Regions from separate parts of the Homo sapiens genome. Here region 1 is linked to region 2. A link is a contact called in ENCODE Hi-C or POLR2A ChIA-PET data. All regions are on one chromosome and are shown on one strand. The core of a region is the stretch at or near the end of the contact, and the rest is flanking DNA. Distances in the headings are between cores, read along the strand shown.

Region 1 (5,794 bases), core at 1,317-3,816, 46 kb before region 2:
TAAGATCAACCACATGCTTGATCATAAAAAGTCTCAATAAATTCAAAATGATTGAAGTCATACCAAAGCACATTCTTGAATCACAGTACAATAATAGTAGAAATCAATATCAAGATTGCCTCAAACTATACAAATACATGAAATTAACTAACTTACTCTAGCATAACTCCTGGGTCAACATCAAAATTGAGGCAGAAATCAAAAAAATCGTTTGAAATTAATGAAAATAGGGACACAACTTACCAAAATCTCTGGATGCAGCCAAGGCAGTGTTAAGAGGAAAGTTTATAGCCCTAAATGTCTTCATCAAGAAGTTAAAAAAATCTCAAATTAACAATCTATCTTTGGAAAGGAAGAAACTAGGTCAACTAAGGGAAAGGAACTAGGGAGGAGAAAATCCAAAACTAGCAGAAGAAAAACCACTGAAATTAGAGAAGAACTTAATGAAATTGACATGTAAAAATCCATACAAAAGATCAATAAAACCAAGACTTGGTTTTTCAAAAAAATAAAATCGATAGGCCACTAGCCAGTTTAACAAAGAAAAAGAAAGAGAAGATCCAAGAAAGCACAATCAGAAATGAAAAAGGTGGTTTTTTTTTTTATCAGTATCATAACTGGTCCCACAGAAATACAAAAGACCTTCAGAAACTATTATGAATAACTCTAAGCACACAAATTAGAAAATCTAGAGGAAATGGATACTTTCCTGTAAGCACACGATTTTCCAAGATTGAATCAGGAAAAGACTGTTAACGTGAATAGACCAATATCAACTTCTGAAATGGAATCAGTAATGAAAAACCTACCAACCAAAAAAGCCCTGGACCAGTTGGTTTCCCAGCTGAATTCTACCAGACCGAAAGCAATCCAACACAAAACTACATGACTCAGAAAATATTGTATAAATTGTAGTTTATCGTAGAATTGTTTAAGGGCTCAAATCCCTAGAGATTCTAATTCTGTTTCCTCTAATTACCCCTCCTTCCTCACCTGCATTTACAGAGAACACACATTGGGCAAAATATGTGTCTGTCCTACTGGGAAAGTTTATCAACTCTACATCATAGAACTGAGAACAAATGCGGGGAGAGCTAATGTTTTACCAAGATGAACTTAACCAAACAAAGAGATAGAAATAAAATTCAAAGCCAAGAGCCTTACGTATAGATAAAAATGGAGGAATGAGAACATAGCATTTATCCAGGAATCATGAGTTAATCATGTTACCAGGCTTTAGGGCAAGGGGCTGGGTGAACAGTCACTATAATATTACATGCATAGTTCTTTGAAAATGTCAAGGAAAAGGCCGGGCGCAGTGGCTCACACCTGTAATCCCAGCACTTTGGGAGGCCAAGGCAGGCAGATCACGAGGTCAGGAGATCGAGACCATCCTGGCTAACATAGTGAAACCCTGTCTCTACTAAAAATACAAAAAATAAAAAATTAGCCAGGCGTGGTGGCGGGCACCTGTAGTCCCAGCTACTCAGGAGACTGAGGCAGGATAATGGCATGAACCCAGGAGGCAGAGGTTGCAGTGAGGCGAGATCACGCCACTGCACTCCAGCCTGGGTGACAGAGCGAGACTCTGTCTCAAAAAAAAAAAAAAAAAAGAAAATGTCAAGGAAAACTATTTCCCATGGATTTTTAACTGCTTGAATTCAGGGCAAAGAAAACAAGAAAACTTGAGTGTAATATTAACAAAGACCCTTAAAAAAGATGTTATATAAAAAGAAAAATCACAGTCCAGTGAAAAATACATGAAAAATTCTAAATAACATTTTAGCAAACAAAATCTAGTGATTATTAAAAGTGTAACACAAAAAAGGGAGATTTTTCCCAAGAATGTAATAGTAGTCAAACATTTTATCAAGACATTTAAAAATAAGCATAAAAATAGATGTCTGAGTGCTATTTATAAAATTCAAGATCTATTCCTCCCATCCAAATACTAACCAGGCCTGACCCTGCTTAGCTTCATGAGATCAGACAAGATCAGGCGTGTTCAGAGTGGTGCAGCCATATTCAAGAAGAACTAAAAAGTGTAATAAAATAAGAACACAAGACTATCACTGAAAAGAAGTTCACAATTTCATGCACACACATGAAAAAGTTATAGGCCAAAAGCAATATAGACATGAGAGTCTAGGGGAGGTTAACAGCATCCAGTCTGGAGTCCGAGTACTTGAGAGTTATTCTAAGTTTCTCATTTCTCTGTGATCTTGAGCAAGTTATGAAATTCTCTTTGCCTCAATTCTTTATATTGTTAAATCAAGTTTAGACTAAAGCTGCCTTTTAACGTATTTTAAGTTCAGCCTAAAGGCTTCTCTGTACATAGTGAACTTTAACCTAAATGAAGATGTAAACAGACTGAAGCCTACTTTTGTGCCAATCACCAAGTTTTGGCCAATCAAGGGCTAACTGTTCAAACTATGTTCAAATAAGGCAAATGCCTGCCGAGCTGCAACCAATTTGGTTGTTTCTGTACCTCACATCTGTTTTCTGCACGTCACTTTCCTTTTTCTGCCTGTAAGTCTTCTACCACGTGGCTGCGCTAGAGTCTCTGAGCCTACTCTGGCTCAGGAGGCTGTCTGATTCACAAATTGTTCTTTGCTAAATTAAACTCTTAAATTTAATTCAGCCAAAGTTTTTTCATTTAATAGGTGGCATCAGAAGTGAGATCCAAAGTAGATCCTCTGATGACCCCCATGAGTGCTGAGTGACTAAGCAAGGTACCCACTGGACCCACTGAGGACTAAGCTCTGATATTTTTTATCTTGCTCAAATTCCTATCTAAGGGGTCGGATTGGATCTGATAATTAGCTGGCTTGGATCCAGTTATAGGCCTCTTATGTCTGACTGGGACAGAAAGAAACCAGTAGTAAATGGCAATATTGCAGGGGGTGTAAAATTTGGCTTTTGGAAATTCATGGGGATTTTTCTATTCTCCTCTTTGTTTCATTTTTATTGCAGGCTTAGATAGGGAAAAAAATGATTAGCCAAGTTGATTAAGGGAACCTGATCTCCAAAGCCAATATTTCAGGTAAAGATGGAACCTTTAGTTTTGGAAGAACTGAGTACCTTCTGGCTTATACATGCTGTGAACCCCAAATATTTGAGACAGGCCTCCATTAATATAGAAAGTTTATTTTGCCAAGGTTGAGGATGCGCACCTGTGACAGCCTCAGGAGGTCCTGATGACAAGTGCCCAAGGTGGTCAGAGCACAGTTTGGTTTTATACATTTTAGGGAGACATGAGACATCAATCAACATTTGTAAGATGAATATTGGTTAGGTCTGGAAAGCCAGGAGGGGGCTTCCAGGTCATAGGTAGATAAGAAACAAATGGTTGCATTCTTTTGAGTTTCTGATGAACCTCTCCAAAGGAGGCAATCAGATATGCATTCATCTCAGTGAGCTTAGGAGTGACTTTGAATTAGAATGGGAGGCAGGTTTGCCCTAAGCAGTTCCCAGCTTGACTCTTCCCTTTAGCTTAGTGATTTTGGGGCCCCAAGATTTATTTTCCTTTCACGATGCATAAGTATGAGGCCTCAGAAGCAGCAAAGTCTTACAGAAATGGTGAAATCTTACTAAAGATAATTTACCATGGAAGGTTCCAAATAAACAACACTGCACTGAAGAAATGCATTTGAAAATGAGGCCTCCTGAATTAGTCTCATCTAGGGATGCCTATTGATATGCAGAAGCTTCTAAAAAGATTTCAATCTTTTTATTTAAAGATTTTATGAAAGGCAAATAAAAAGCTTAAGAAACTAATTGATAAGAAAAATTAAATCTGCTAATCTTTGCTTAGTTACTATTCCACCCTAAAGGTGGAAAGAAAGCTATCCTAGATAAGGTATTTATAAAAGTTAGGCCGTCAGGTAAAATAGGCTTGCTTCTTGTTCCGACCTATCCATGCGGGAGGCCAGCCATAGAGGATGCTTTTTTGACTCTGTTCCCTAATGGGTTCCACCCTGAACTCAGTAATTTTAACTAAGAAACAGTGGTTACATTAAAAAGGACACCCTATTGAAATAAAATGCACCTTTCTGGAATTTAATTGGCTACCTTGAAACTCTTTTGTAAAGGAAATTTACATCTATAAAGGAAATCTCAATTTGTAGGGATGTCTGCCAATGTACAATAGAAACTCTAACCTTTTTTTAAATTTAAATAATCAGTAATGCCTTTGTTTAAGGTGCTTTTCTGTCTATCTTAAGTGAACTTTTACTTGAGCAGTTTTTTTTTTTCCCTGGGTTTGAGCAAATGATGAATCAATACTTAGGCCGAGAATCTTAGCTCTGTGCTTATGAAATATACATGGTTTTTTTGTTTCACCTAAGGGATTGTGTCAATTTCCCTCTCATAGCAACTGGGAATTGTGGCAAGTTCTCTCTTTAGAAATGCAAATTTGTTGCCTAGTTAACAATTGCTTAGGGAAATGAAACAGGTAATAGAAAGATTGATACACCAAATGGAGAAAAGAAAAAGTATTTAAAAACTGGCAAAAGCTATAGGATCCGCTTCTGTTCGTTTGTATGTCTATATATGTTATGTGTATGTGGTATCTGGTAAATAAAGCTAGTTTTTAATTCGTTCATAAAATAAAAATGGCTTCAAAACTATCAGTTAAATATAATTAGATACTCGCTTGATTTGATTGTGAGCTTATGTCTTTGGTTTAGAGTCTCTGGATTCAGGGGTCTGGATAGGTGGCCAAGATGACATCTGGAGACGCATTCTTGGTGCCTAGACCACCAGCTACAAGCCCAATATGGCCCCTTCTTCCTCTGCTTTCCCTGTTTTGACTCCTGGCTATTGTGGGAGGGGTTGGATTCTCCAAGTATAGCCTTCACAGCTCTGGCTTCTGTTCTGATGGACTCAGAGAGGCCCTGATCTTCATAGTCCTCATGGGTGGCACATGGCTTCTTGGGACCTAGAATGGCTGGGAGGAGACATTAGGGAGGCTGCCTATGTCATAGCCTCAAAATTTTTTTTTTTTTTTTGAGATGGAGTCTCGCTCTGTTGCCCAGGCTGGAGTGCAGTGGTGCGATCTCGGCTCACTGCAAGCTCTGCCTCCTGGGTTCATGCCATTCTCCTGCCTCAGCCTCCTGAGTAGCTGGGACTACAGGCGCCCACCACCACGCCCGGCTAATTTCTTTCTGTATTTTTAGTAGAGACGAGGTTTCACCATGTTAGCCAGGATGGTCTCGATCTCTTGACCTCGTGATCCCCCCGCCTCAGCCTCCCAAAGTGCTGGGATTACAGGTGTGAGCCACTGCGCCCGACTCAAAATTATTTTCTGTAATTTAAAATCCAAGAGTCATGTTATGTTAAATTAAGTAATACAAAAAATCAGAAAATGAGTCATGTTCAAGCTAAAATACTGGAATATTCATTATTAAACATGATTTAAGTCCATATACCTTGACATATTATTTCTATATAGTATAGAAAAGTAAATATATTTAGATCTGATAATAAAAAATAATTTGAAGAACTATATTTCTAAAAAATTATAAAATGGTTTTTATCTACAAATAACTGATACGAAACAATTCAAAATTACTTTCTAGAGTTTTCACTAGAAATGAAGGTTACTAAGAGTTAAAAACTACTGTCAGAGGTGTTTGAACCTGAGCAACTCCATCTTGAATAAGGGCTTGGTAAAATGAGGCTAAGACCTACTGGGCTGCATTCCCAGCAAGTTAAGGCATTCTCAGTCACAGGATGAAAGAGGAGGTTGGCAGAAGATACAGGTCTTAAAGACCTTGCTGATAAAACAGGTTGC
Region 2 (5,449 bases), core at 2,641-5,140:
TCTAGTCTGGTTGACGTCAGTGGTCCAGGGGTCCAGGGTGGCAGGCAGGAAGTGGGGTGGAAGCTTTCAGGGCAGTGGTGCTTCTCAGGAGGTCCCACTGGACATGTGGGGATTTGGGGAGCAGCGCCGAGACCCAGGGAGTTGGAGGAGAGGCTGGCTTGGTTCCCTTGACTGCCTGGCACTGGGCTTTGGTTCCTGGAGCAGTAACTGGTTTCCAGGGACTCATGGAGAAGGCTGGGGGGAGACTGGAAGGGGGATCTTGTGGGCACTTCTTTCCAAGACTCCCCAGATGCCAGATGTATGAGTGCCTGACTTTTCCCAACACCACAAGCTAGTGGGGAGGGTTGCTGATGTTCCTTTGGGCCTGGCTCCCACCCACTGACATTGCAGGTGATGCCGCCCAGCACTGTGGCTCAGCAGGGGCTGGCACACTCCCTGGTCCACAGACCTCTCACATTGGATGCTGTAAGTCAGTTTCCTGAGATGGAGATTTGTGCACGAGAGATTTATTGAGGGAGTGCTCTCCGAGGAAACACCTGTAGGAAAGCGGGGAGGAGTAATTCTCTGTAGAAGAGGACAGGTGTGGGCCATTCACAACCACTCCTCTCAGCAGCTGGAGGCTGGGTGCCTGGGAACGGGGCACCAACATCACACATGGTCCCATTTGTGGGGTCAGCAGTGGGACTGCCTCTAGGCTCCCCAGAGCCTGCATGGTCCCTGGGTTTGCTTGGTCCCTGGGCTTCTCCCTGAAGCAGCAGCAAATGTAATGGCTGCTACAAGCCCCAGCAGCCCCTCAGACAAGCCCGGTGTATCCAGAAGAGTAGAATTTCACAGCAGGCAGCTCATGGATGGAAAGTCAGCATTAGCAGCAAGTAGCTGAGCTAGGGACGTGCGAACCTCCCAGAGGGAACTGGCTTCTTTTCACAGGGCTCCTGAGACCCCACAGCTTGGAAACTGTGGGGGCTCTGCTGCCCAGAAAGCACAAAAGCAAGAAGTGGCAGCCCATATGAGCCCGTGGTCCCTGGGAGGACTTCCACCCGGGAGCTTCCTCCCAGCAGCTTCCTCCCAGCCACCACAGTCCATCAGCAGTCTCTCATCCAAATCTGCTCTGGTCATTTTCCCGCTGGACTTTGTGCCAAGCCAAACACAATCTCAGCAGGACCCTTCAGCCTCCTTCCACAACAAGAACATGGCATTCTTCTTTGGGGCTCTGAAAATGCAAAGAAATATCTCACTGTATCTGCACAGGCCAAAGACTGACCCTCGAGTTGGCAAGCCTGTTGACCAGCTGCCTCTGTAGGGATCCTGGGAGGGTGTGTGTGTGTGTGTGTGTGTGTGTGTGTGTGTGTGTGTGTGTGTGTTTGTGTGTGTAAGCATGCATGCTGGGGGCTAATGGGGGGAAATTCAGATAAGCGAAAACCCATTGTGGAATCCAAGAAAACCATGTGACTGAGGCCAATATGGGCACAGCTCTTTCTTCAACTGGTAACGTGAACATCTGCAGCCCCAAGCAGACGGTCATCAGCCACCAGCTGGACAGCATTTGTGTTCATGGGGACAGGGAAGATGCTGCCTTCAAACTGGAAATAGAGACAGACAGCTGCTCTGGGAGCTGGGACATTATCAAAATGCTCCTTGCTGAACTCAGGGACATGAAAGGACAAAGATTCTCTTTGATTAGAACAAAATCGTTATGAAATAGTTGGACAATGGAATTCACTGCATTCTCTGATATGATCTGGAATAGATTTCTCTCCAGGCCAGGCACAGTGGCTCATGCCTGTAATCTCAGCACTTTGGGAGGCTGAGGCGGGAGGATCACTAGAGGTCAGGAGTTCAAGACCAGCCTGGCTAACATGTTGAAACCCTGTCTCTACTAAAAATACAAAAATTAGCAAGGTGTGATGGTGAACACTTGTAATCCCAGCTACTCAGGAGGTTGAGACAGGGAGAATCACTTGAACCCGGGAGATGGAGGTTGCAGTGAGCTGAAATAATGCCACTGCACTCCAGCCTGGGCAACAGAGCAAGACTCTCTCAAATAAATAAATAAATACATAGATAGATTTCTCTCCAATGACAGATTTAACCCTTCTCCCATTTGCCCTGAGAATACTCACGAGTGGCACTTGAGGCTGTAGCGTTTACTCCGAGATAACTTTTCCAGGAAATCTCTCTTTTATTATTATTTTTGCATTGCTCTTGTACATTGACTTTGGAAACAAAAGACATCATTCTGTTTATAGCATTCTGTTTTTAGTAGAGGTATCTCCATTTATAAAGTGTAGTAATCCTCGATTGCTGAAAATGTCAAATCCTAGAAAATGTAGCATTCCCATGCCTGAGGTTAACGTCATTCTCCAACAGTTGTTGGCTGAAGATTCATTTGATGAATTTAGTTTTTCTGAAATAGATGATTCTGTTGTTAGTTCTGTTTAGAAATAACTCCAAGAACACTTTTTCTTTTCTTTTTTTTTTTTTTTTTTTTTTTTGAGACGGAGTCTCACTCTGTCTCCCAGGCTGGAGTGCAGTGGCGCGATCTCAGCTCACTGCAAGCTCCACCTGCTGGGTTCATGCCATTCTCCTACCTCAGCCTCCCGAATAGCTGGGACTACAGGCACCCGCCACCACACCCGGCTAATTTTTTTGTATTTTTAGTAGAGACAGGGTTTCACCATGTTAGCCAGGGTGGTCTCGATCTCCTGACCTCGTGATCCACCGACCTCGGCCTCCCAAAGTGCTGGGATTACAGGCGTGAGCCACTGCGCCCGGCCCCAAGAACGCTTTTTATATTTTATGTTCACACTGAAAATCAGTCAGATTTGCTTCGGCCTCAAAGTGTGTTTATGTAAAATTAAATGAGCGCTGACAGTGAGTCGCGTTTTTTTTTTTTTCCTAAACGGGGAAAGGGTTAAAACACATCATCCTCAACCCCTTCAATTTCTCCCTATGGGAGAAATTCCGGTACCTGGAAATCCTGAGGAATTTCAATCTCCACCCAAACCACCCCCAGCCCATCTGTATGACACCTCTCTTGGCCAATCCCTGCTCTCCCACCTGCAGGGGGCCTGTGTAAGGGAAGCTTGCTTTGAAATTGGCAGGTGTGGAGGGTAGAAGAGGGGGTGCCATTCTGACCCATCTTGACTTTCCCCTTCCTTCCACTGAGTGGACACACAGGATTTCCCACCAGCTCTGTCTGTAGTTGCTGCTTTGTGCTGGTGAAATGCCACACATGAACGTTCACAGCAGCACTATTCACAGTGGCCAAAGGAACCAGCCAAATGTCCACCAGCTGATGGCTGGATAAACAAACTGTGGGCTAGCCGTACAATGGAATATTATTCAGCCCTGAAAAGGAATGAACACATGCTACACTTGCTACAACATAGATGGATCTTGAGGACGTTATGTTAAGTGAAATGAGGCAGTCACAAGAGACTACATGTTGTGTGATCCCATCTACATGAACTATCCAGAACAGGCTAATCCATAGTGACAGAAAGCAAATTGGTGTTTTCCAGGGGCTGGAGGGAGGGAGGAATGGGGAGTGACTGCTTAACGGGCAGAGAGTTTTCTTTTGGGGTGATGAAATGTTTTGGAACTAGATAGAGGTGGTGTTTGCACAACATTGCAAATGGACTAAACGTCATTGAGAGAGTTAATTTTACATTATGTGGATTTCAACTTACTAAAAATGAATGCCAGAGTGGCAGCTGAGCCTCCTCACTCCACACCCACCCTCCTCTGCATCCTGCAGATAGGCCCTTCACCCTTATGGTCTGCAAGACTGAGAGAGACATGCCTTCTCCATACCTGTCACTGTAGGAGTTCCTGTGGGAACAGCTATGTTTCCTGAGCACTCAGGACGAGTCAGTCCCAGCACTTCCCAGCTGTGTGACGTGGGCTGGACGATACTTACCCTGGCGGCCTTCAGCTTCCTCATCTACATATGTTTATAGGGTTAGTGATGACGAAGTAAGATAATAAGATAACAGAGAGAGAGCTCTTTGGTAATAGGCATATGAAAAATGCAATCATGTTTATATTCTAAGCCCCTGGGATTACTAGGACAAAAAAGAAAAAAAACATGTTTTCTTATTTGATGCCACAGCTATAAGCCTCCTGTCTACCAGGGAGAGCCGTCTGCAGGAACCAATAATAAGTTCTCCCACTGGGGTCTGTTTTCTGAACTCTTTCTTCTGCTCCTCCACCCAGCCCTCCCCAAGTGGGGTAGGACCCTGTTTTTGGAGAGATTTGGGAGCCAGCTCCACTTGATCCTGGCCCACAGCACTGTTAGGTACCCTGGTTGATGGCTATTACCACCAGGGGCTCTGCTGTTTTAAACTCTAAACCAGGAGTCAGCAAACTTTTTTCTATAGAGGGCAAGAAAGTAAATATTTTAGGTTTTGCAAACCATACTTTATTTACAAAAACAGGTTACAGGCCAGCTCCATCCTGCTGTCTGTTTTTGTACAGCCTTTGAGTTAAGAATGTTTTTTTACATTTTTATTTATTTACTTTTATTTAAATTTTTTTTAATTAAATAGAGGTAGGGTCTTACTATGTTGCCCAGGCTAGTCTCGAACTCTTGGCCTCAGGCTTTTACATTTTTAAATGGCTGGTTTAAAAAAAAAAAAAAAAAGAAGAACGTGGAACATGTGAAAATAAAATGAAATTAAAATTCAGTGTCCAAAAAGAACGTTTTATTGGAATACAGCCAAGTTCATGCATTATGTAATATCTGTGGCTGCTTTTGAGCTGCAATGGAGAGTCGAGTAATTGTGGCAGAGAGGATTTGACCCACAATGCCTAAAATATTTATCATCTTGCTTTTTTTTTTTTGACAGTTTCTCACTCTGTCACCCAGGCTGGAGTGCAGTGGCACGACCTCAGCTCACTGCAACCTCTGCCTCCTAGGTTCAAGTGATTTCTCCTGCCTCAGCCTCCCAAGTAGCTGGGATTACAGGCGCGCACTACCACACCCAGCTAATTTTTTATTTTTTTGGTAGAGATGGGGTTTCACCGTGTTGGCTAGGCTGGTCTCGAACTCCTGACCTCAAGTGATCCACCTGCCTTGGCCTCCCAAAGTGCTGGGATTACAGGCATGAGCCACTGTGCCCAGCCTATCATCTTGCCTTTTAAGAAAAAGTTTGCTAACCGTTGGTCTAAACAAGTCAGTGGTTAAAATCACTCATGAGCTCATGTTTGCTGAGTATCTGTGTAACTGTTTTACGTGTATATATAGGAATCTTCTGTTTAGTCATCTGTAAAATGGGGGTAATAGTACCAGCTCATGACATTGTGAGGATTGAATGACTCAGAACATGAAAAGCAGTTAGAATAGCGCCTGGCATTATAAGCGCTCAACAAATGTAAATTCTAATTATGTATAACTTATTAATGTATAGACACAAATTCAAAGAAATACAGAAAACAAAGACTCTTCCCT

The links. Hi-C counts contacts between places; a loop is a spot of excess contacts on that map. ChIA-PET counts read pairs that join two places held with the same protein, here RNA polymerase II (POLR2A). Pooled maps may share reads with other maps.
Region 1: a loop to region 2 is called in a map of heart left ventricle, with 2.1 times the contacts of the local background. The contact joins two enhancer-like sites. A Hi-C loop is called at or near these places in 22 of 168 maps with a recorded cell type or tissue (CD4-positive, alpha-beta memory T cell, IMR-90, Right ventricle myocardium inferior and 9 more) and 18 of 50 pooled maps. POLR2A ChIA-PET finds 5 or more read pairs at or near these places in 8 of 52 experiments (AG04450, BJ, CD4-positive, alpha-beta memory T cell and 5 more).

What each region holds. Positions count from the first base shown.
Region 1 is chr21:32,559,308-32,565,101 of GRCh38, reverse strand. CFAP298-TCP10L (CFAP298-TCP10L readthrough) reads left to right here. Exons shown (of 12, transcript NR_146639.2): 12 at 1-1,610. It also overlaps the pseudogene RNA5SP490. Among named protein-coding and RNA genes, the nearest start is that of TCP10L, 23 kb to the left of the region's middle. RefSeq lists enhancers at 2,190-2,981, 2,982-3,773. Within about 2 kb of position 2,566, at least 6 of the 41 ENCODE cell types and tissues checked have a DNase peak (open chromatin) inside an H3K27ac peak, as active enhancers do; they include endothelial cell of umbilical vein, where a contact is called at or near this core.
Region 2 is chr21:32,515,377-32,520,825 of GRCh38, reverse strand. It overlaps EVA1C (eva-1 homolog C), which reads right to left. Exons shown (of 8, transcript NM_058187.5): 8 at 5,439-5,449. Among named protein-coding and RNA genes, the nearest start is that of TCP10L, 67 kb to the left of the region's middle. RefSeq lists a silencer at 1,461-1,626. Within about 2 kb of position 3,890, at least 2 of the 41 ENCODE cell types and tissues checked have a DNase peak (open chromatin) inside an H3K27ac peak, as active enhancers do; they include endothelial cell of umbilical vein, where a contact is called at or near this core.